3 separate regions of the Mus musculus genome follow, and regions 1 and 3 are each linked to region 2. A link is a loop called in an ENCODE intact Hi-C map of the cell type or tissue named here. Cell type or tissue: heart. All regions are shown on one strand.

Region 1 (8,000 bases), 160 kb after region 2:
AATACACTGTAGCTGTCTTCAGACACACCAGAAGAGAGCATCTGATTACATTACTGATGGTTGTGAGCCAACATGTGGTTGCTGGAATTTGAACTCAGGACCTCCAGAAGAGCAGTCAGTGCTCTTAACCACTTAGCCATCTCTCCTGCCTGGTTTGTTTCTTATTGTTGTGATAAAACAGCATGACCAAAAGGGTGTGTTCATCTTAAACTCTGAGTCACAGTCTATCATTAAGAGAATTGAGGGTGTTGGGCGGTAGAGGAGACACACACCTTTAATCCTAGCACTTCAGGCTGGGGCGGGTGGATCTCTATGAGTTCAGGTCCAGCCTGGAGTACATGCAAAGTTTCTATTTGTTTGTTTATTTATTTGTTTCTTTGTTTGGAACAGGGTTTTACAGTGTAGCCTTGGCTGGCCTGGAGTTCACTATGTAGATTAGGCTGGCCTTGAATTCCTAGAGATCCTCTTTCCTCTTCCTCCAGAGTTCCGGCCCTCATACTGCTTTTTTTGTTTGTTTGTTTTGTTTTGAGACAGGGTTTCTCTGTAGTCTTGACTGTCCTGGAACTCACTTTGTAGACCAGGCTGGCCTCGGACTCAGAAATCTGCCTGTCTCTGCCTCCCAAGTGCTGAGTTTAAAGGCATGCACCACCACTGCCCGGCTCATACTGCTTTCTTATATAATGAAGGACTACCTATCCCGGGTGACTCCACAGTGGGCTGAGTCTGTCCATATTAGTCAAGAAAATGCCCCACAGACTTGCCCACAGGCCAGTCTGATAAAAGTTTTCTTTTACTCCTAAGCTATGTTTAAATTTAAGGTTTTTTTTTTTTTTTTTTTTTTTTTAATCTAACCAGAACAACTCAACTAAATTCAACTTCAGCTTCTCCTGTAAGACATCCCTCAAAGGAGATATTAAGCATACTTTTGTGGCCGGGCAGTGGTGGCACATGCCTTTAATCCCAGCACTTGGGAGGCTGAGGCAGGCAGATTTCTGAGTTCGAGGCCAGCCTGGTCTACAGAGTGAGTTCCAGGACAGCCAGGGCTACACAGAGAAGCCCTGTCTCAAAAACCAAAACAAAACAAAAAACCCAAAACAACAACAACAACAACAACAAAAGCATACCTACCGTGTGAATAATGCTTATAGTACTTATGTATCACTTATTACATAAAGGTGTTTATGAGATGTCAGTTATGTCTTAAGACCCAATTTAAATATGTTTATCAAAGTTGTAAAAATGTCCTATTTGTGAAAGAGTAAGTCAATTTTACTCTCTAGAGTCTAGAAAAAGAATAAAGTATAGCTAATGGGTCCATAGTATTTTCCTTCTGATGAGGCTTTTCCCAGATGATTTAAATGCTTTGAAGTGAAATCAACATAGTGTTTTGGGTTTTCTCACTTTGTACTGAAGTTGTTAAGACTTAGGGACTGTAAATCACCAATACCTATTTGGAAATGATAAGGTCGCTTAAGAACCAGCAAGAAGGGGCTGGCGAGATGGCTCAGTGGGTAAGAGCACTGACTGCCCTTCTGAAGGTCCTGAATTCAAATCCCAGCAACCCCATGGTGGCTCACAACCACCCATAATGAGATCTGGTGCATTTGAAGATAGCTACAGTGTATTATTATAATAATAAATAAATCTTAAAAAAAAAGGACCAGCAAGAAATTCAACAATAAATGAAGTTCAGAATGTTACTGCAAAACAGTCACCTCCTGCCTACACACACACACACACACACACACACACACACGCCTTTACATATTCATGCCTGACTTACTTTTGAATGTGTGTGTGTAGTGTGCACCTGTGCTGGCAGAGGCTGGGAAAGAACATTCGATCACCTAGAGTTACAGATGGTTGTAAACTGCCCGATGTAGGAGCGGAGAACGGAGTCCCCATCCTCTGCAAAAGCATCAAGTGCTCTTAACTGGCAAGAGTCATCGCTCCAGCCCCAGAATAACTGTTTTACATCCATCATGTAAACGATATGAGATCCAAAACAAAAACCAATGTTTCTGAACAAGAACCACAGTATAGAAAATAAATATAATGAAGTTATGTGTCCTTTTGTTAAATAACAAGTTATAGTATCAGCTTCACAACTGGCCTAATTTCAAAGTCAAAATAAAAAAGGAAGAACAATCTGAGAGAGCTGCAACAGTCCCTAAATATCTGTGATTTCCAGTATCATCAAAATTTCAGATGTTACTACAGCTGCACATTTTATTTTAATTAGAGGAGACTATATAGAGGTAATCCCCCCCCCCCCATACACGTTCAGGAGCTTTAAGAGACTTTATTTGGTGATTCTTCTGAGTAACAGTTCTCCTGGCAGTTGTCCTTACCAAACTGATGCTGTGCTTAGCAGTTAGTCAATGGGGAGCCTCACGCGGGGAGCCTCACACTTGACTTCCGGAGGAAGCTTCTGTGCAGGTTAAGTCCTGGAAGACTTTAAAAAGTCTAAAATTTCTAAAGACAGAAACAAATGAAAGGGGTACCAGAGATTCATTGGAATTTGAGAAGATGAGCAAGCCCTTAAAAACCTTCCTGTTTATTCATTTTTCTTGGTGCAGAGAGTAAATTAATCAAGGGGTGGCTGTTCAGTCATTTCTCTGGCGAGAAACCTCGCTGCTTCTAGTTTAAAATCCGCAGGCTTGCTGTTCGTGTTCCGTGGGCCGCAGCACTTTGTCGGTTGTGTCAAATCGCAAGGTGGTGTTGGAATCAGAGGATTATGTACACGTGTAGGCTGCTGGAAATTATGGATAGAATGGCCTGCATAAGCCCAAACTGGACAAGCAAAACCTCCAGGAACAGGAACTCACATTAACAAGTGATTTGCAGTTGAGTGCAGAATTCGCACACCTGTTCTTGGTTGTCTTGGTTGCTCTCAGCGACTCTACAGCTGGTAGGGTGTTGAAGCCCTGCCCGCCCGAGAGCGCACCCTACACAGTTTGTCCCCAAGCAGCTCCCATATACGGCGGGCTCCGCCCCTGCCCGTGGCTGCCACAGCCGGGTGCAGCCTGGCTGGCGGCTGTGCCTGGACCCGCCCGCTGCTTCTGCTATTGCGCATGCGCCCCATTTTCAACCCTCCGAGTTTTCCCGCCCTTGATTGGCTGACTCTGCGCCCATTTCTAAACTTGTAAGCGCCTTAGTCCAGGCTTTGTAGGACTCCGAACAAAGGGGACGTTCTGATTCTACCCTACCTTGAAGGGTTCTAGGAAAGCTGAGATGAGGACTCCTGGTACTAGTGGACCACACATTGGCCGTCGTATTATTTCACTTAGTCTATTATTAAACCCTTGGAGTTCCAGTTTAGCAGGCGAGGCAGACTGGAAGACTCAAAGCTAGTATTGGAGTTCGAGCCAAAAACCCGGGAGACTTTTTCGGCTCCCCTCAGGGACTTAAGCAGCATCACATCTAAGCTTTCTAGAGACCATTTGAACCGAAGTCATCTGCCCGGGAGTGAAATAATAGCGGGGATATGCTGGTCTTGAGGACAGAATGTTCCATTGTGGTCGTTAGAGACCTCGAGGGTGAGGAGGAGCAAGTCAGTAGGCTTGCTTTATACTCCATCAGCAAGTGCAAAGGCAGGAGATCAGGGTCCAGGAGGAAGGCTGGTCTGTAAGTTTTGAGCGACCCTGACTGGGGCAGGAGGAAGATAGTTGATACTGGAGTTTTTGTGTCCAGCAGGTGACTTACAGGTGAAGGCATAGGGTTAACTGAATGAATTTACAGGGAGATAGCCCGGTAAGAAATCACTGATGCCAGGGGCTTTAGCTCATAAAAAAAAAGGGAAGAATAAGAAGAAGAAGGAGAAGGAGAAGGAGGAGAAGGAGGAGAAGGAGGAGGAGGAGGAGGAGGAGGAGGAGGAGGAGGAGGAGGAGGAGGAGGAGGAGAAGGAGAAGAAGAAGAAGAAGAAGAAGAAGAAGAAGAAGAAGAAGAAGAAGAAGAAGAAGAAGAAGAAGAAGAAGAAGAAGAAGAAGAAAGAAAGAAAGAAAGAAGAAAGCGGGTGTCCTCACTTTTGATCCAATGACTAAAGTTAAATTGCTAAACTGTCCCCAAAATGCAAAAACTCCCTTTAGATATGATTCCAACCAATATAACGACATTTCTATCTGCCTAAAAAAATCCTCGATCCTTTGTTTTCTTGGTACCCTAAATTTTGTGGTTCAGAACACATGCTTAGAACTCTTTGAAGAAACAGAGCAGTCCCTCAGAGTTCTCCACGACCTTTCGCTTCTCAACAAGACAGATGAGTTGACGAGCACGGGCCGTATAAAGTCAGGACCATGTTATTGGTTGCAATGCTCGTTTTCGGTAGTCCATTCCTCGGTTTCCTTGAGAATGCTCTAAATGCAGTGATCGTCCTGGGCCTGACTGGGTTTGACTTTCCGAGTTAGAGACAGCACAGCCGGTTGCCATTGACTTCGAGGTGGGGCTGCGCTGGGGCGTGGCCACCGAAGAGGCGGGGCCCAGACTTCCGGGCCCCGCCCCTTCGCGCCGTAGGCAGCTGCCAAACCCCGGTGCGTGGATCACGCGGGCCGGAGCCGCTCTGGGCATGCTCAGTGGCCTGGCAGGTGTGGCCGCCTAGCAACTCCAGGTCGGCCCTAGCCGAGGGGCGGGTGAGAGGGAAGTGGGCGGGGGCGCGGGCACGGGCACAGTCGCTGGAGTGGCCGGCGGCCGCGGGGCGCAGGCCTGTTGGAAGCCCCCGCGGGCCGGGCCGGGATGAGCTATGGCATCGGTCAAGGTGGCCGTGAGAGTCCGGCCCATGAATCGCAGGTGAGTGGGGCCTCCCGCCCCCCACCCTCGCCACACCCCAACCCCGGGCAGCCCCGCTCAGAGGCCGGTCTGGATTGAAAGGGACAAACCCCTGACCCACCTGGCCGTGCCAGTGGCCTTGGCGGTCCTGAAGGGCAAAGCTCTCCCGCGTTGAAGGGGACTCTGAGGGGAAGTGTCCGCGAGGCCGGGGAGATTTCCATGTACAGTCCCCATCCCAGAACGTGAGGCTCTCTTGCTCGCCCTTTAAAAAAAAAACACCAAGGAACCACGTTGGTGAAGTGAAATACTTGGGGGCGATCATGGAAGTGTGAGGGGTTCCCCGAGCTGTCAGACACACGCTCACTTGTGCCAACTCCAAAGTCTCTGTTAATCATGTTACCTTCTAATCTGGAGAGAATTTTCAGGTCCTTGAACGTGAACCCATCGTCTAAACAGAAAGTTAGCAGTTCATAAGTTAAGGTTTACATGGGGGATGAGGAAACTTCAACAAAGTTTTGACTCCTCGAAAGGAGAGTTACGTACGTGCACGTGTTTGACTCAAGTTAAGGGGGCACAAAGTGAGAACACACTTAGTGTGTAACCTCTTATATTTTTCCTACAAAGTAGTGCCTTGCATCGTGACTCTCCTCTCCTCATTGACTGAAAACCATTTTCAGCGACTTCCTCATCAGTTCAGAAAGAAGCTTTGAGAAAGTTAACTTTTGAGAAGGTTAAATGGGCTTAACCAGAGAATGACGTGCATATAAGTGAATGCCCTCCAAGTTGACGGGCGTAGGGCACACAAAGCAGTTCGTGTTTATTGCTGTTTCAGTTCTTGGACATTTGACTTGCCATATGGCTGTTCTCCCTTAGTCATGCTGTCTACTTCAGGAGGTCAGTGTTTGTTGGTTCTGACAGCCAGTTAGGGCAGCAGATTTTACTGGACTCTCCTGAGTCTATTTTTTTTTTTTTTTTTTTATCTTCAAGTAGAAGAACCATTATCATGCTGTAGATCCATAAATACCAGTGCTTTTGAAAGTCAGTGCATTTTGTGTGTGATTTTCAAATTACCTCTAAAACTTTTTAGGGAGTTTGACTTGTGTGTGTGAGTGAGTGAGTGTGTGTGTGTGTGTGTGTGTGTGTGTGTGAGTCTCAGGAGAATATTTGTTTCTTCACATACCCAATCAATACAAGATAAATAGACCCCTGGAGTCTTTTAAATGTTTTGTTTCTATTTTTAAGCATTTATATTATAAAAGGTTTTGTTTGTTTGTTTGGTTTTATTTATTTGCTTATTTATTTGTTTTTGGTTTTTTGAGACAAGGTTTCTCTGTGTAGCCCTGGCTGTCCTGAAACTCACTCTGTAGACCAGGCTGGCCTCAAACTCAGAAATCTGCCTGCCTCTGCTTCCCTAGTGCTGGGATTAAAGGCATGCGCCACCACTGCCCGGCAAGAGTTTTTTTTGTTTGTTTGTTTGTTTGTTTGTTTGTTTGTTTTTTTTCGAGACGGTTTCTCTGTGTAGCCCTGGCTGTCCTGGAACTCACTTTGTAGACCAGGCTGGCCTCGAACTCAGAAATCCGCCTGCCTCTGCCTCCCGAGTGTTGGGATTAAAGGCGTGTGCCACCACGCCCATCGAGTTCTCTTTTTGAACAATGTGAACATATGCTAGAAAATAGTATCAGATAACTTTAGAAAACACTTACTAAATATGGGTAGATGTAAGTGTCTTTTAGGAGTGTAGTGTCTAATGAGGGAAGGATGATGAAATTCATCAGTCTGGACTTTGTAGAAGGGGTGCTGTGTGTTCAGGGCCTTGTCAGAATAGGCCTCGAGTCCAGGCCCGTGGAGGCAGAAAACCATTACAGAAGCCTTATGATTTGAGTAGGCAGGCAGGTAGGATCTGTGCCCAGCAAGTAATGCTGGTGACATCAGGATTGGGACAAAAGCTAAGGAAGCAGTGATCTGGACAAGGGGTGGAGATGGGAAGGTGGATTGGATACACCAAGACAGTTTCCTGGTATCTTGGTAAAATTTGGTGACTTACTGCATGGGAAGGAGCAGGAATAGGGAGACTCCGAGAGTCATTAGCTTAAGTGGTCAAAGAGCTGGAAAGATTTGAGGAGAGGACATAATGAAGTTGAGAGCATCCTTAGCCATTCCAGTGTTCATGAAGTGCAGGAAGTATGAGTTACCAACTCAGCGTTTAGACAGTGAGTGTTGCATGCTTGTTTAATTTGAATCTTTGAATCATGTTTCTGTTCCGGGTGGTTGGTTGGAATCCTGGTTAAGTCTTGATACTTCTATGATTATCATGTGGAAATCTATCTATACAGGAGAATGGGAGTCAGGGATTGGATGGCTGGATATGTCTGTCCTTAGGATTCCAAGTAGAAGAAGGGCTTGCTGTCATGGAAATGAGCCAGAGTCCCTGTAGGCTGTAGTGGCTGTTGGTATCAAATGTTACTAAGATGAAGGCGGTTCTTGGTCAAAGAGGTGAGGATACTGGTAACTATCCTGAGAGTAGTTTCTGGAGCCAGTTATCCAGAAAATGGCAGTGAAGTAGAGACACGCTAATGGCAACTTAAAGCATGTGACCTAATTCCTAAGTCCTGCAAGGTATCATGGTGATTGGAAGTAACTGTTTTTACCCCTGCTCGGGGAACTTCATCTGTCAAAATTTAATATATGCATCAGGTTAATATATATCTACCAAGATGTGTTTATAAGGATGGTGTTGCTTTGTTGTAACAATACCTATAAAAAACCCAAATAAACCATAGATGACCAGAACATAGAAACACTGGAGATTTGTCAAAACTGTAACTGAAGTCATTCTATGTAGCATATAAAAATTGTGGGTTCACTGTAAATGAGCCATCTCCAAGTTAGGAGACTTATGAAAGCAAGATACACATATACACACATATAGTAGGCTGGAGTGTATGTACATATGTGTGAGAAAACTACTGAGACCCTGCTCTGCCTGTCTAGAGCAGTTTATAAACACCTGGCAGAGGTGCCTCTGTGTAGGAAGATAGATAGCAAGGATGGAAAGTTTTTCTTCCTCTTTTACTATTTGAATTGTCATATTTATGTATAATTGTACAATTAATGATTGAAAACTTGGTTCTGTGATTTTTAAAAGCTACTTAGAGCTATTGTCTCTAGCTGGGAAGAGTTTTGTATAATTGCACAATTAATGATTAAAAACTTGGTTGTGTGAATATTTTTAAAAA
Region 2 (8,000 bases):
CTTAGAATTTATTTCAAAAGAAAAGGTAAAGAGATACAGCTAAATAAGAGAGTAAAGACCAATCGCGTATAAAGCCCCAAGTTCAATTCCTGCCACTATCACAAAAACAAACAACCGAAAGCAACTAGACCAGCTTTCATGTGGTAAGGACAAGGCCAAGAAGCTGTATTACTACTTTTTTGTCTTAATAACTACAGAAATTTATCAATGAGTCACAAAAGGTCCAATATGTGTCAATCAGCTATGGAAAGTATCATGGTATTTGTTACTTCCAGTGGCTAAAATCCTGAGGTCTGTAAATGACTTTCCTTTGAACTTATCATTTTCAAATTATTCATTATTCATTTATCATTTTATGAATTCAGTAACTTAAACGGTAAAGTGGCTTGAGAGGAAATAGAGAGAGACACCGGCTGCTATGACTGGGCTTGGTCTTCCTATACCAGACAGAGTCAGCAAGATGAGGCCAGTGAGCACTGAAGCACACTGACCTTTGCTAAGGCTTTATTAAGTATATTGCACAGCCCCACAGCCCAGTGAGCGTCTAAGCGTGCGGACTCTGAAACAGTAGGTGTAGGTAAGGCTTCAGACGCTGTGCTTTTAGCGAGCACAAAGCGAATGATGACCAGCTTTGAGGAATGGGCCTTAGACAGACTAATAAATTTGCCACATGACTAAATTCACCACTGGTGAAATGGCCGAATATTTCTGCCAATAAACTGTGACTACCTCGGGTATAGCTGTCTGCAAACTGTAATTTCAATTCAACCAAGCACATCTCTGGAGCTCAAAGAGTCAGCATTTCTCTGATGACATCAAATCCTATAAAGTATGTTTATTCCAATACTACTGATCTTGGTCTGAAGAGAAGGTAAAGCATTTTCTTGTAGTGTGAACAGAAGGCAAGGCGCTCTTAAAACCACAAGGGATTCTTTCTTTCCCTCCTTCAGCTAGGAAAGAATACACCAGGGGAAGAAGAGGAAAGCAGGCTAGACCTGGTCTTCTACTGCAGCAGACGCCACACAGCTCTGCCAACCTTCCCCTCATTCTAATAGACAAGACCACTGAGAAGAATTCAGTTCTTAGTCTTCAATCTTGTCCCTGACCTGAAAAGACCTCGGGTACCGGACTTGTCTGACTTTATATCACAGTCACCTAAGAAAGTCTCAACAGCAGCTCTTACCAGGACGTAACGCAGCCTGTCCAGGGACAATTGGCACTATCCAGAGACACTGCAAGCTGAGGGACTTTTAGTATCTAGTGGGCAGAGGCCCAGGAATTATACTAAACACCCTGGTGAATAGCAAAGATTCCCAAACTGCCATTACTAAGAAACTCTGGTCCAAATGCCCAGGTAAAATAAAATATAATTCATCCCCTAAAAATAGCAAAGAACCAGAGTTACACTTATCCCCAACGCTCAGGACAGAGCTTCAGGACAACAGTTCTACTCTACTGAGGTAATTTTGTTTTGAATTAGAAACTGAAGCAATTTCTGCTCCCTTCTGATCTAATGCAAAAGCACCTAAATTCAAGGGAGGCAGCTCAAAGAATCTTGTTCATCCTGTCCAGATGCTGGAGAGCTGGCAGCTCCTGCTAACCTTCCTCAAGGCAGACTTTCAGTGTAAAATTAGACCAGCGCACATTTCCCATTGATTTCAAAAAGTGAGTTGGCAGGATGAGGCTAGTGCCAAACACAACAAACATTTCCTCCCTTCTTGTATCCAGCTAAGCAGGCATATACCAACTTGCCATTTCAATTCAGTCAAATTGTCTAAAATCCTATGCTCCAAGCACATGAGATCTAGACTATGTAAACACTTCACCTTCCTGACACCTGGGAACAGTGTGCTACAGCACAAGGGTCCAGACTGCTAGAGGGTTGGCTGGAGCACACCCACACCCACACCCACTCTCTTGCCTATGCACTGCTTTCCCTGATTTTCTTGCTCAGAGAAGAGCATCTGGCTAGTGAGGCCTGTGATCGCCCTGACCGTATTAGAAAGTATGTTCCCTCCCAGCATATAAAAAGCATGATGATGTTTTAAGATTAGTGTCCAAGTGCTGATGCTGCCACTGGCTACAGGAATAAACCCTAAATGAACAAGATTAGCCTCAGGCCCAATCTTTCTCTATGACATGCAGAGGCTAGACCAGAAGGCCAAATCCAGATCATGACCTGTTTTTGTGCAGCCTACGACTTACTAATTATTTGAACACAAATTTAAAAGGTTAAAAACACATCAATGAAACAATAAGTATCAGAAACTTTGTGTGTGTGGAAGCTTGAAGTGTCTACCTAGTCCTCTGGAGTTCCTGCTGATCCCCAGCTTAAGCCAAAGATTCAACTTGCTCAGACTGTAGTGGTGGTGGGCATGACAGAGGGACAAAATCTACCAATGCCAGAACCAGAATGAGGATTCAGATCTTCTAAACCATGGGCCTTGGCTTTCCTGAGACCTTGTTACATAATATCCCCCAAATTTCTCTAAACAAACAAACAAAACCAAAAAGCAATAGCTCGGCATTAACTCTACACTTAAGAAAGTCCACCGTAGCATCCAATAATGATTAAAGCAAAAATAACAGCGTTAGCTCACCATTGGTTTACCATAAAATGGAAATCCTTGTAACTGTCTCAAAGCATTTGTGGATGAACCCAGTTCCTTAAATATAACAAAAGCCTGTCCCCTCATCTTCATGGTCTTTAAAGCCACAATATCTACCACGTGTCCAAACTGAGAAAAAAGGGCATACAGGGATCTCTTCAATTCTGTTCAAATAAGAAAGAAAACATTTGTGAAGGAAACAATGATTAATTTCTTCATAAAATAACAATAACCATCTCTACCATTCATTTATTTATAGTGATTTAACAAAAAACCACTGTCCCATTGGCTAACCAATTTAAACAATTATTTGAAACCACTTGTAAGCTAACTTTAATATATATATACTAAACTTAATATATTATACACTATAGCTGTCTTCAAACACACCAGAAAAGGGATCAGATCCCATTACAGATGGTTGTGAGCCACCATGTGGCTTGGATTTGAACTCAGGACCTCTGGAAGAGCAGTCAGTGCTCTTAACCACTGAGCAACCTCTCCAGCGCCCCCCCCCCTTTGTGAGTTAAAACAATTCAAAGCACTTCAATCCCTGTATATTCTTATATTAAAAAACCTGAAAGGTGTGTAAAAATGGAATAAACCATTGTTGAGCACCAAGATGACTAGAGAAGAGATGGAGACCATTCTTAAGATACAACAAATAAGCACAGTTTGGTTGTAAAAAGGTGTTTTTAAAAGAACATACCTTCTTTTTTAATTTTGTCATTCATGTTGTTGATATAAATCGTGTGATTTGGTCTGATATCCATGTTTGGGTAGAACCCTTCCAATAGCCTAAAAGAAATAATAAATAATCAGTTATTAGCAAAGAGGGTTAAATCACGCAGGTGTACAGCATGACACAACTCTTAATCACCCCGCCCTACCTCCCACAGCCATCTCTTTTAGTCAAATGGAAAACAGCTCTCAAGATCAAACCTTGGAAGGACAATACCAAGGTTCTACAAATTGGTAGAATCTGTCAATACATAGGCAGATTTAAAAACATATTATTCAAGGTTATATACTTCTTTTATCCCCACTTAAATGATACTGTCCTTTCATCTACATAATGACATAACTTTCGAAAGTATATTTATTAATTCTTTGAGAATGTCATGTGTTTTGATCATATTCACCAGAAAATGGTTTTTCAGTAAAATGATTTGAACATTTTGTGAAAGATCAGTAAACACGCACCTAGTTTTAAAAAGTCATTGTAATAGAACAATACAAATTAAGACAGTTCATAGATGCACTCATGAATGTATTGATTTAAACGATTAGTGTGTGTGTGTGTGTTTGTTTACCTGTGCCATCGTGTATGTTGAGGTCAGAGAACGACCTCTCAGGGGCTTTCACTTCTGTCTCTTTCCCACTATGTGAGTCTCAAGAGTGGTCAAGGTTGACAGTTCAGAGCTCAGATTCTTGTATCAATAAGATACGGATTTAAGTTCTGTTTACGATTTTACAACCTACTTCGATGGGGGGCAAGTTCCTTAATGTCTCAAGTCCCCAGCTACAAATTATGGCTACTAACAGCACCTATAAAATGGAGCCTATAAAATTATGAGACAGATATGTATCAGTCTGCACCAGTTAGCATCTACAGTTACTATTTATTATCGATAGCTATCACTCGTTAAAGGACACAAGTGTCTTAACGTCACACAACAAGCTGCTCTGAACAACTTATAGGAAGGGCCTGTACTATGTAGGCAACGGATAATAGGTAACGTTTCTCACAGGCTTGCCTCTCTACATGGGAACCTGGAGAAGGGCTGGGACTCAAGAGAGGGACAAGAGCACAGGCTCTGGCATTAGCTCCTTTGGGCTGAAATAGTGCAAGGGCACCAGAAACCCAAAGGCTGCCGGGGAGAAGAGGCCGAGAGTGCACAGTGAACTGCACACCCTGCTCCTCCAAGCAAGTCACGGGCCATTCTCTCCCCCTGGGCTAATTCCTATGTGTCCGCTTGAGCCTCTTTACACACCGGCCAATCCACCCAACACCAGGGTCCTCTGACATTAAAAACCCAACCATCCTGCAGAGAACAGGCTGTGACGCCGGGCCTCATTCCGCCAGCCCTGGGGTCGCCGTCCCTTCCTCCTATACGTCCGCGGACCGAGGACCACGCAACCGACGACACCTTCGCCCTCGCCGGCTCAGTTACCGCGGACGGGGCGGATCCCGCCAAACCCTGAGACCAGCCACAGCGAAAAAGAACCCGAGAGACTCACCTGAAGCCGGCGCGGTCCGCTTGAAACTAATACCGGAAGAGCTTCCCCGCGCCGGAAGAGGGCGGCCAAACTCCTCAATCGAACTCAGAGAAGTCGAAGAGTCGAGCACCGATTCAATCGAGCCCTCCTCGCCCCGGCCGGCCAAGGCGGAATCTTTCTGCGCACGCGCATTCCTGTGGGCTAGGAAGTTTGTGGAAAGGGGGAGAACTGGAAGGGATCAAATTAGGACCCGGGGGCCAAGCTGTGGAGGCAGAGGAGGGAAGGGTAGGGGGTCGTTTCCCTTACTGCGACTTTGAAGCTTCCCAACTATAGGATGTGATACAATTTTACAGGAGCCTGTCTCCAGCCACAAGTTAGTCAAGCCTTTCTATGGGTCCTGGTCAACTTGACTTAACACCATTGTCAATCTCTAGTTGTCAATCTCCAGGAGTCTGAAAGAACACACCAGCCAGCACTCTATAGATTACGTCTTAGATGCAGCCCAGTCTTCGACCCCTGAACAAAGAGAATTTTAGTCGTTGATGGTACTCTCACCAGGCTTCAGGAGCGAGCAAACTAAAGAGCCTAAACTCACTTAGACACAGTTAACTCCCGCCCACTCCCCCACCCTCTCCTTTCCTCACAAAATGCTTGGATTTTTCTAGGCTAAAAATTGGGGTAAGGACCAAATTGGTTGATTTTACCAGCCTGAGGTTTCTAATTTTTGAAAGTCACATGAAGTTGCAGGATGGAAATAGTGTTTTGAGAGTAGTAATTTTATATGCTTTTTTCACTGAAGTGATTAGGAGAATGGCTTATACTCGATAAATATGATTCAGACGATTGAATGAAGTTCCGTGAAAATTAGGTCATAATAAAACAAGTGTGATATCCAGTGAAAATCCTGTAAATGTAGGAAATAATGTTAAACAACCACAGAAAAAGTGTTCTTTAATTACATAGATATGGAAACCAGTTTGGCTTTTATAAAAACAATATCGAGTATGTTCTTAGCAAAAGGGCATCAAGTAAATACGAAACACTTTCTAAGCAACAGAAGGTCTGAGCAGTTGATTAACTGTGCTTGGTGGTAATGAGAGCATTGGAATAAGCTATAACCTGCCTGTGTTATATACATTCATCTGGCCGAGAGAGAGTTCGTAGCTATTTTCAAAAAGCAAATTGATAAACATGCAAGGACACTCCACTTGGGAAAAAAATAAAGAGATTTAAAGAAATGCCATACCTATTCTATCAAAGCTTGAGTCTCAGCTACTATACCTTTTGCACAGCAAAGAAGAAATTGTCCGATGACAACTCAGTGTCAGTGGCTTCTATGCTCTTTTCCAGGTTCACTTATAAAGAATGAACACATTTTTATATCCATGAGTAATCCCTGCAAGCTTTTTTTTTTTCTTCTTGTCTGTATAGTCCTGGCTGTCCTGGAACTCACTTTGTAGACCAGGCTGGCCTCGAACTCAGAAATCCACCTGCCTCTGCCTCCCAAATGCTGGGATTAAAGACATGTACCACCACCACACCCGGCTCTCCCACTGCAAGCTTTCTTGAATGGGTCTTCATCGGTTTCTTGAATGACTGGGAAACTAAGACTTGAAATAGGATTTGGTAAGGAATGAAGGGGAAGAGGCTTTCCAGGTTGTTGCAGGATATTTGATCACACCGTGAACCCGGGGATTGTGTTGTTTATTGAGAGAAGCTATTTCTGCTTTGGTGTGACTCGGTTTTAGCACACACCTTTAATATCTCTGGCTGGAATACAGACTTGCCCTGAGTACACACCTTTAATCCCAAACAGTGAAGGTAATGTTAGTTGGTAGAAGGAGTCACCCGTTTGAAAATGGTGTGATGTCTGATTGAGTGGCAGACAAAGTTATGAATCAGGAGAAGATTTGACAGAATAGGATGTGGCCAACTTTCATAAGAGAGGAAAGAGAAGCTATTTAAGAGGGCAGTGCAGAAAGAGGGAGAGAGAGAGAGAGGGAGAGAGAGAGAGAGAGAGAGAGAGAGAGAGAGAGAGAGAGAGAGAGAGAGAGAGAAGAAGAAGGAGGAGGAGGAGGAGGAGGAGGAGGAGGAGGAGGAGGAGGAGGAGGAGGAGGAGGAGGAAGAGGCAGAAGAGGAGAAAGAGGAGAAAGAGGAGGAAGAGTCAGTTTTACCAGGAGAGATTTAAGAGACTTATTGAAGAGAGAATAAGCTAGACACAGGTAAAGTTAAATGAGAAAGACCCTGAATATTAGGACAGATTGCTAGAGTTAATTTGAGATCAAGCAGAGCAATTCAGGAGAGGTAGATAAGTAGATAGATAGATGGGTAGGTAGATAGATAGATAGATAGATAGATAGATAGATAGATAGATAGATAGATAGATAGATAGATAGAAGCAAGATTGAGGCAATAAGCCTCAGAGACAACAATTATAACAAGCAAATAAAAGATTCTGTTTTTTGTTTTTTTGTTTTTTGTTTTTTGAGAAATCTTGTAATCACCTGATTCTATATTTAAAGTGTTAGGGGGACAATAGCACCCAAACTCTGATCACATATGCATGTAGTGTAAAAAAAAATGGATGCATTATAAACAAATCTTCTATAAACTCTGACCTCTTGCTGGTCAAACTAGGAATTAGATGTCAAAAACTCACATTTTAAAACTAATAGAAGAGAATGTATGTTTCCCTGGAGTTCTGCTTGGTTTAGACTCATATTTTTGTTAGGCAGAAGATTTACTTTCCAGTAAAACAGGTTTTTTATCAAACTAAACCCAGAGGCAGCGTTAAACCCATCATATACAAGCTTCATGCATCTACTAACGATAAAATTTGTTTATTTTCAGGACATCAGAAAAATTACTACAACCAGTTGGGAATAAAACTGTGTGTCAAGACTCCTAAATTATAAAGATGGTGACTGCACTGTCTCTTAGTGGCTCTCAATTCACATATATTTTCTGTACTTTATCTGCACATGTTTTATGTTTCTCATTAAATGTTTCCCAGTATCTTGCAGCAGTGACTTTGGGAAAGGAATATGCTGAAAGGAAAAGGTACCATAAAACTATACTGGATATATTTTGTCTTATTTATACTAGATAGGACCAGAAAATGTATGGCAACTTGTTTGCATCTTTTTTTCCTCCCTACAGGTGGTAATTACA
Region 3 (8,000 bases), 190 kb after region 2:
GCGTATTCCTGTGCACGACAGAGTTGGAGAAGTGGGTAGAAATCCTTGCTGCTGTTTTGTTTTCTGGGTGAGTGCCACATACGGTTTTCTTTGGATATGGGTCGGCTTTGGGCTGTGCTCAGTAGTCTCAGTGCTCTCCTTGAGAGAGGCCCTGACATTGACTAGGTATGTGGCAGCTCCTGCTTTAGTCTTTAGTTCCTCTGGCCAGTGGTCTACTCAGGACTGGCATTCCCTCAGGGGATCCATACAGTCTGGAAGGAACGAGGCCGGCAGAGAGGTGTTTTTATCAAGTAGTACCTGTTCAGGCTGAGGAAGGCAGCTGGCTGCTTTGGAGTGCAAAGACTGTTCCTTTCCGGAACTTTCTAGTGACCTGCTCTTTGGTATAGAATCATGATCACATTTCGGTTTTGGATCGACTTTGCCTTACCGACCACCCCCCACCTCCAACCACACCCTCCTCAAAAAAACAAAAATAAAAAAACAAAAAACAGAAACAAAAAAAACCCCCAAAAAAACAAAAGCCAGGCTCTCTTTAGTTTAGCTTCCCAGACCTGGGGTGCGGTGAGATTCATCCAACCCCTAAGCTGACTTTGCTTTTATGGGCTGTCTGCTAGTGCCCATGCTGAGTCATGTGGGCTCTAGAAGGGCACACATCTTAAATGATATCCTTCCAACCCCACAGAGCCCTGAAAATGGGAAGCATGAATTTGTCCATTGCTCTATTCCTGCCTCTGGCTATTGTGACTTTCTGTGAAATGAGTGGGCATTAGGGCTCACCCTGGGAAGTGGCAGAGGACAAAACTACACGCCCTGCTCTTCACACCACAAATACAGAATGACCAGATGTAATGACCAGATGTAATTTCCAAATTTTCAAAAAGTGAAAGAATCTTGATGTTGCTGATAATCTTTTTATGAACTGTGGCTTCTCAAGTGTGAATGAAGACGGAGCTTTTCATACGGAGAATTTCTGAAGCTTTTTATAAATCAGCTATATAACTTCACTTTTGTAAGATCTGGGGAAAAATGTATAATATGTTTTTTATATAACCTCCATTTTAACCCTTTTAGGGAAAAGGTTGGGAAAGGTTGTGATAAAATAAATCTCCCATTTGGCATGAGAGCTCCTAGTGGGCAGGGCAGGGCAGGTCAGGTCAGGTCAGGTCAGGTCAGGTCAGGGCAGGGCAGGGCAGGGCAGGGCAGGACAGGGTTTTTTGTTTGTTTGCTTTGTTTTTTTGTATATGCTAGAATATCTATAGAGGCTCAGTTGTTATGGACACATAGTAGAAAAGAAATATTTGTGGAGTAAATAGATGGATCTTGATTTAATGATAGCAATCAGCATTGGTTCTTAATGATGTTTGTAAGCTGCCAGTGAGTAAATGTATATCACTAGCTCTTTTAAATTCCCCTTTGCCAAGGAGTTGGCTGGCTGTGTGTTTTGGGGAAACATGCTACAGAAGAGTGGACATATGTACTTCCTTGCCTTACCCCGTCTTTCCCTACCTTCGCTCTTTTGAGGTACTGTCTTCATAGGCCAGGCTAGCCTCCCATTGGCTGAACAGCAGGGGATGTCCTTGAACTCTTGGTTCTCCTCCCTGGATCTCACAAGTGCTGAGATGATAGGCCTGCCTTATCACACTGCTTGGACCTCCATGTTTGTTGCTTTCTGTGGCTTCAGAGGAGACAGAAGGTTCCTTATGCTTAGTGTCAGTGTCGGGTTCACAGTGCTCATCTCTAGGAAGATGAAGAGTTTTGTTCCTGTTCTTTGGAATCAAAGTCTGCCACGGTAACTGATCCTTGTGAGGGAAATTCATCTGCATTTAACGGTTTAAATGGATACTGAATTTGGGAACGCAGTGATCATGCTTGAGTTCACAAATAATACCTTGTTTTCAGTTAGCTGCCTCATTCATTCTTTTATTCCATCACAGCTTCCTTCTTCTGTAGCAGTGGGGATGTTTCCTACAACCCCCTAGCTGATTTCTGAGATGGACGATGGTCCCATCTTATGTATGCGGTGTCTTTTTCTGTACATACATACATATCTGTCATAAAGCTTAACTTACAAAGTAAGCCCAGTAACAAATTCAAAGCAACAGCTGGTACTACAAAAGAGTGCAGTTAAAATGACATACTCCAGTAAAAGTTATGTGACTGTGCTCTTCCCTGAAAGAAACAAGGCATGCACCGCTGTATATGTAGACTGCAGTCCAGTCCAGTTCGAAGATGAAGGTGAAGGTCACACTCATTCATCCAGATGTTTGCACTATATGAAGACAGTGCAAGGTAGGAATTATGACATGTATTAAAAAATAGACCACCATGCCTCACCCAGGGAAGTTTCCAGATAGATATGGAAAACAAATGTATAATCACCCCATAATCAACAGGTCTAATGTGTTAGTGCTGTGGCACATTCTAGAACCTCACATGGAAGATACTGGCTGTGGAAGTCAAGTTGCATCAAGGAAGCGCACTGAGAACAGACACTTTAATGTTTTTTCTTTCTAGAATTGGCTGGTGGTTTGGGCCACATTAAGATGACGTGAGACACCTGTCTAGTACACAGAACAGCCAAGATGTTGCAGAGAAGTAGATAGGCTCAGCAAGGTCTCAGGGTCATTGAGGAGGACATGGCAGATCAGCTAGGGCAGCGTGTTCTAAAGCCAAGTGTCCCAGCTGACTGACTAATCAGCTAGCCTCCCAGGTCTCTGAGTAGGACAGACGTATTTTTTAGTCTGTGTTATGGTTGTACAGATGACTCTGCTGATTGTCAGGCCCAGGGCACAGGAGGTTTGGACCCTGTAACCATAAACACTCTCCAACCCCTCCTGCATGCTCTGTGGAGACCTTTGCTCACCTCTAAGCCACCTCTTGGAGAGCTCTCTGTGGCCTTCTTATCTCTCTACACTAAATATTTGTGGAATGAATGAGTGTTAATTTCTCCACAAAATCCCAGCTAAAAGTTTATGTGGTTCCTTTCTGTTCCTCTTAAGTAAGGATCCTGTATATCTTAAGAAGATCCACTTTGTACCATTAGCTGTTCATTCCACTGAAGATGAGGATGGTAGTTTGACAAAGAGAAGCCTATCTGTGCCGGGTGTGGTGGCGCACACCTTTAATCCCAGTACTTGGGAGGCAGAGGCATTCAAATTTCTGAGTTCCATCCTAGCCTGGTCTACAAAGTGAGTTCCAGGACAGCCAGGGCTATACAGAGAAACCCTGTCTCAAAAAGAGAGAGAGAGAGAGAGAGAGAGAGAGAGAGAGAGAGAGAGAGAGAGAGAGAAAGAGAAAGAAGCCTATCTGTATCCTTGCTCAGTGACCCCAGCTCAGATCTGTCAGCTGGGGAGTCTGGGTGCTTGCTTTGCCGGCATGAGTGCACAAGCTTGCTTCTGAGGGTAATTGGGGTGGGGGAGACACTGTGCTGGATGTCTGTCCTCATTCTTCCTAGCCAGGCCTGGCTGCCAGCCGCTTGACTCAGGCAGTCGTCTCCCTGCTGCGTGCCTGTGCTCAGGGCCACTCTGAGGGCCACTCAGAGTCCTGCAGCTGTACATGGGGTAGGCCCAGGCAGTGCTTAGGGCTCTGGTGCACCCTACTTATAGTGTCTGATCCCTTTCTCTCTCATCCCCCTCCCCTCCTTTTTTTCTTGTTGTTTATCTTGAGAGAGTAAACTGATGAAGAGATTTGCTAGCCTTCCTCAAAGTGGCCGCTTTCTAGGATCCTAACCTGTTACCTATAACAGTTGGCTTTTGGCCTAATTGGGTTTTTGACACCCTCCCTGGGTCAGGCAAGGTGATAAGTCTCAGGCTTTACAGCCGGGCCTGCTATAGCTCATCTCAGTTGTGGCTCTATTACTGTCTGTAATGTCCATGATGCAGTGATAGTGCCTTTGTCCTTCACGCTTGCATGGGGTGGCCTTCAGGGAACGGAGGGGAGGTGCCACCTCTTCTTTACTGCTACCATCTGAGGCTGGCATTATGTGCAGGTCCTGGTGCTGTGACTTAGCTGGTCCTTGTGTGGTGAGGTGAATCCTGAGAATCAAATAGAAACCAGGGTAATCACCTGAAAATCCCACTTTAGGGCTTTCTCAAATCTGTTTGTTTTGTTTTTCATTTTGTTTTGTATGTGAGACAGAGTTTTAATATGTTGCCCAAGCTGACCTTGAATTTACATCTTCCTGCCTCAGCCTCCTGTGTTCTTGGATCACAGGCATGGCTAACCACACTGGGCTTCGTCTGATTTCATGGAGAGCAGAGAGTAAGAGCTGCCATCAATTCCTGACTATGCACTATTTTCTTACTTTGTTCCAAGTGTTCAGGATCAGCCATAAGGCAGGTACAGCAGAAGAAGAGGGCGCTGCAGGGAGCTGGCATGTGCTCCTGGAACTTCTGCTCTTTCTTTGGGTATCCAGGATGTCTGTTCATCTACCTTTGTGGCTTGGGCTGTAGGTGGGCATTGGGGTCTGTGTGCCTCTCAGTGTGGCGAAGCCTGAGGAGTGTGGTCTCCTGAGTGAGTCTGTTCTTGGGTTAGGGGAGTACTTGTGGAAGCTGTTTGTTTATCTGAAATTCAACATGATCAGACAACATGTATTTTATTTGGAGCTCTCAATTACAAAGGAGAAGCACAGCTGAGTAGAGGCAGGTCACTGAGGGACTGCCTAAGGAGCATTCCTGGTGAACAGAAGGGTATTATCGGGGTAACTTTGATTCTTGGGTGTCACTTTGCATGGTGGAAGCTATGAGGGTAGAGAAGGGCAGAGGCCAATCTAGACTACACCAGACAGTGAGCCAGGGCATAATGACCTGTGGATTGCAAGGCCAGCCATTGTCTTCTGTGTGGCCAGGTGCCAGGAGTGGAGGCTGAGTCAGATAGGAACTTGTCCTGAAGCAGGAGGAAGCACACAGTGTTTTGGAGCAGGGGGCGACTGTCTTTTAATTAACTACATTGATTTTAATTATGAAAGTCATATCAAATCATGCTAAAACAGTTCCAGCAGTGAAGTGTTTAAGTTCATTTTCTTGTCCCCTGAGGCCCTGCTTATTATTCTTTGCAAAGGTCCCAGGCAAACAGCTTTCTGCTTATTCTCTCAGAAATGTGTTGTGCATATGGAAGCATTGCTATACATATTCTTTTGGCTCGGTTGAAGTGCAACCATGGTGGCCATTGGCAAGCTCTTTTATTGCCTGCTCTTTCTGTCACAGTGTCCCTTGAGCTTTTTTCCATTATTCTGTAAATGGAGCTTGTATATTCTTTTTAAAATTACATTTTTGAAAAATTGTTGCTGTTGAGTATTCTACAACTAAAATGAAGTCAGTGAATACTAGTATGAGTCTTGGCCAGGTGAAAGAAGAGGGATTCATTTTGCTTTAGAATAAACTAGTAAGGATTGCCCAAGGGAGGGGTTCAGTTTGAAGGGTACAGGATCCTTTTGTCTGGCTGTGTTACCGAGTAACCAAACAGTCTTAGCAGAATGGATGGGATCATTTAGCAGAATTGCTGAGTAATTTAAAAATATTAAAAAGTATCTGTCATAGGTTTTTTTTTCCTTAGTAATTTGCAGTTTCCTGCCCACCTGTATGAGAGCTGGCATTTTTACCTCTTTCCTTGACTGGATATTTTGAACTTTTCTCATTCCTTTCTGGCTCACCCCTCCAGTATTGATCTATAACTCAGCATACTTGCTGTAGCTGGCTCATTTGTAACATCACATGATCTAGTTTCCAGACCTTTCAGATAAATTACTTATTTATATGAAGGGGCTGTAATTGACTTTTCGGTTGAGAAGCCCAATTCACCAGAGTGGCCAGGGAGAGACATAGTTCATTTTACTCTATTATCAAATCAATGTTCAAATGATATTTTAGGATTATTTATTTTCCTCAATATAAGAAAAATGTCAAGATTTATTTCCCATGTTTCTTAAATGTCAGAGGAAATTGACCTGAGGCTGGAGAACTCTCAGTGCCTGGTCTTTGGCGATGCTGGGTAAGAATTGAGAAACAGAGCACTCAGTGCATATTGTGAATTATGCTTTTGTGCCTGGTGCACCTGGTATGGCTGTGCAGGAAGCTGGGTCCTTGCTTTTCTGGACTAGCTGGAGAGATCACTTTAGCAGAGATGAGGCCTGTGGGAGTGGGTGAGCCCATTAGGGTTTTCTTTTTTTTGGGGGGGTTTTTCAGGACAGGGTTTTCTCTGTGTAGCCCTGGCTGTCCTGGAACTCACTTTGTAGACCAGGCTGGCCTCGAACTCAGAGATCCACCTGCCTCTGCCTCCCGAGTGCTGGGATTAAAGGCGTGTGCCACCACTGCCTGGCACCCTTTATGTTTAAGAAGGTTGTTTTTGAAAGTTGAGTAGGAAGAGCTGGTTAGACTAGACCCTAGACAAGCTTTGTGTGACAAATAGGAAGGTGTCAGTTCTGTGGAAAGAGAAGACTCAGGAAGAGTGTGGGGTAGGGAGATCAGGATGGGCGTGTTTAAGTAGGCCGTGGTGAGAGCTGCCCATGTAGTAATTCAGTCAGCTATCCTAGCAGATAGAACAACTGTTTCTGGTGACATCTGAACTACAGGCTCCGGAGGAGAGTGTGAACTCAGTTTGAACTCAGGCTTTACACTTAAGGAGCTGACTGTCAGGTGGACCAATGGAACAGAATTGAAGACCCAGAAATGAACCCACGCACCTATGGTCACTTGATCTTTGAAAAGGGAGCTAAAACCATCCAGTGGAAAAAAGACAGCATTTTCTACAACATCCTTAATCATCAGGGAAATGCAAATCAAAACAACCCTGAGATTCCACCTCACATCAGTCAGAATGGCTAAGATCAAAAATTCAGGTGTCAGCAGATGCTGGCAAGGATGTGGAAATAGAGGAACACTCCTCCATTGCTGGTGGGATTGCAGGCTTTTACAACCACTCTGGAAATCAGTCTGGCGGTTCCTCAGAAAATCGAACATAGTACTACTGGAAGATCCAGCAATTTCTCTCCTGGGCATATACCTAGAAGATGTTCCAAATTGTAATAAGGACACATGCTCCAGTATGTTCATAGCAGCCTTATTTATAATAGCCAGAAGCTGGAAAGAACCCAGATGTCCCTCAACAGAGGAATGGATACAGAAAATGTGGTACATTTACACAATGGAGTACTACTCAGCTATTAAAAACAATGAATTTATGAAATTCTTGGGCAGTCACAAAAAATGTCACTTGATATGCACTCACTGGTAAGTGGATATTAGCCCAGAAACTTAGAATACCCAAGATACAATTTGCAAAACACAAGAAAATCAAGAAGAAGGAAGACCAATGTGTGGATACTTCATTCCTCCCTAGAATAGGGAACAAAATACTCATGGAAGGAGTTACAGAGACAACATTTGGAGCTAAGATGAAAGGATGGACCATCCAGAGACTGCCCCACCCAGGGATCCATCCCATAATCAGCCACCGAACGCAGATACTATTGCACATGCCAACAAGATTTTGCTGAAAGGGTCCTGATCTAGCTGTCTCGTGTGAGGCTATGCCAGTGCCTGGCAAATACAAAAGGGAATGCTCACAGTCATCTACTGGATGGAACACAGGGCCCCCAATGGAGGAGCTAGAGAAAGTACCCAAGGAGCTGAAGGGGTCTGCAACCTATAGGCGGAACAACAATATGAACTAACCAGTACCCCCAGAGCTCGTGTCTCTAGCTGCATATGTAGCAGAAGATGGCCTAGTCGGCTATCATTGGGAAGAGAGGCCCCTAGGTCTTGCAAACTTTATATGCCCCAGTACAGAGGTACGCCAGGGCCAAGAAGCTGGAGTGGGTAGGTAGGGGAGTAGGGAGGAGGAGGGTATGGGGGACTTTTGGGATAGCATTTGAAATGTAAATGAAGAAAATATCTTAAAAAAAAAAAGGAGTTGACTGTCTACTGGACAAGATAGTCAGAGGGTAACCAAGGCAAGGACAGAGCAGAGGGCTCCAGGAAGCTGTATGGAGAGTGGGTGCATCC

What was found. Hi-C counts contacts between places; a loop is a spot of excess contacts. Peaks named below come from ENCODE experiments on the same cell type or tissue, not always from the same donor. Only the 100,000 strongest peaks of a DNase experiment are listed, where the experiment ranks them.
Region 1: a loop joins it to region 2, with 6 times the contacts of the local background. A loop is called at or near these places in 16 of 42 quality-filtered maps.
Region 3: a loop joins it to region 2, with 2.2 times the contacts of the local background. A loop is called at or near these places in 2 of 42 quality-filtered maps.

What each region holds. Positions count from the first base shown.
Region 1 is chr2:142,898,110-142,906,109 of GRCm38, reverse strand. Kif16b (kinesin family member 16B) reads left to right here and starts at 4,646. Exons shown (of 26, transcript NM_001081133.2): 1 at 4,646-4,785. The coding sequence starts at 4,739. It overlaps Kif16bos (kinesin family member 16B, opposite strand), which reads right to left and starts at 3,145. Exons shown (of 2, transcript NR_131921.1): 1 at 2,869-3,145; 2 at 2,538-2,755. In heart, a CTCF peak has its summit at 3,089; DNase peaks (open chromatin) are centred at 3,019 and 4,489; H3K4me3 peaks cover 3,059 bases; H3K27ac peaks cover 2,715 bases.
Region 2 is chr2:143,059,949-143,067,948 of GRCm38, reverse strand. Snrpb2 (U2 small nuclear ribonucleoprotein B) reads right to left here and starts at 4,880. Exons shown (of 7, transcript NM_021335.3): 1 at 4,851-4,880; 2 at 3,319-3,407; 3 at 2,601-2,773. The coding sequence starts at 3,382. In heart, a CTCF peak has its summit at 4,899 (motif pointing right); a DNase peak (open chromatin) is centred at 4,998; H3K4me3 peaks cover 1,866 bases; H3K27ac peaks cover 1,212 bases.
Region 3 is chr2:142,871,591-142,879,590 of GRCm38, reverse strand. The region is part of intron 1 of Kif16b (kinesin family member 16B); the gene reads left to right. Among named protein-coding and RNA genes, the nearest start is that of Kif16b, 26 kb to the left of the region's middle. In heart, no CTCF peak of the experiment used is centred here; a DNase peak (open chromatin) is centred at 4,830.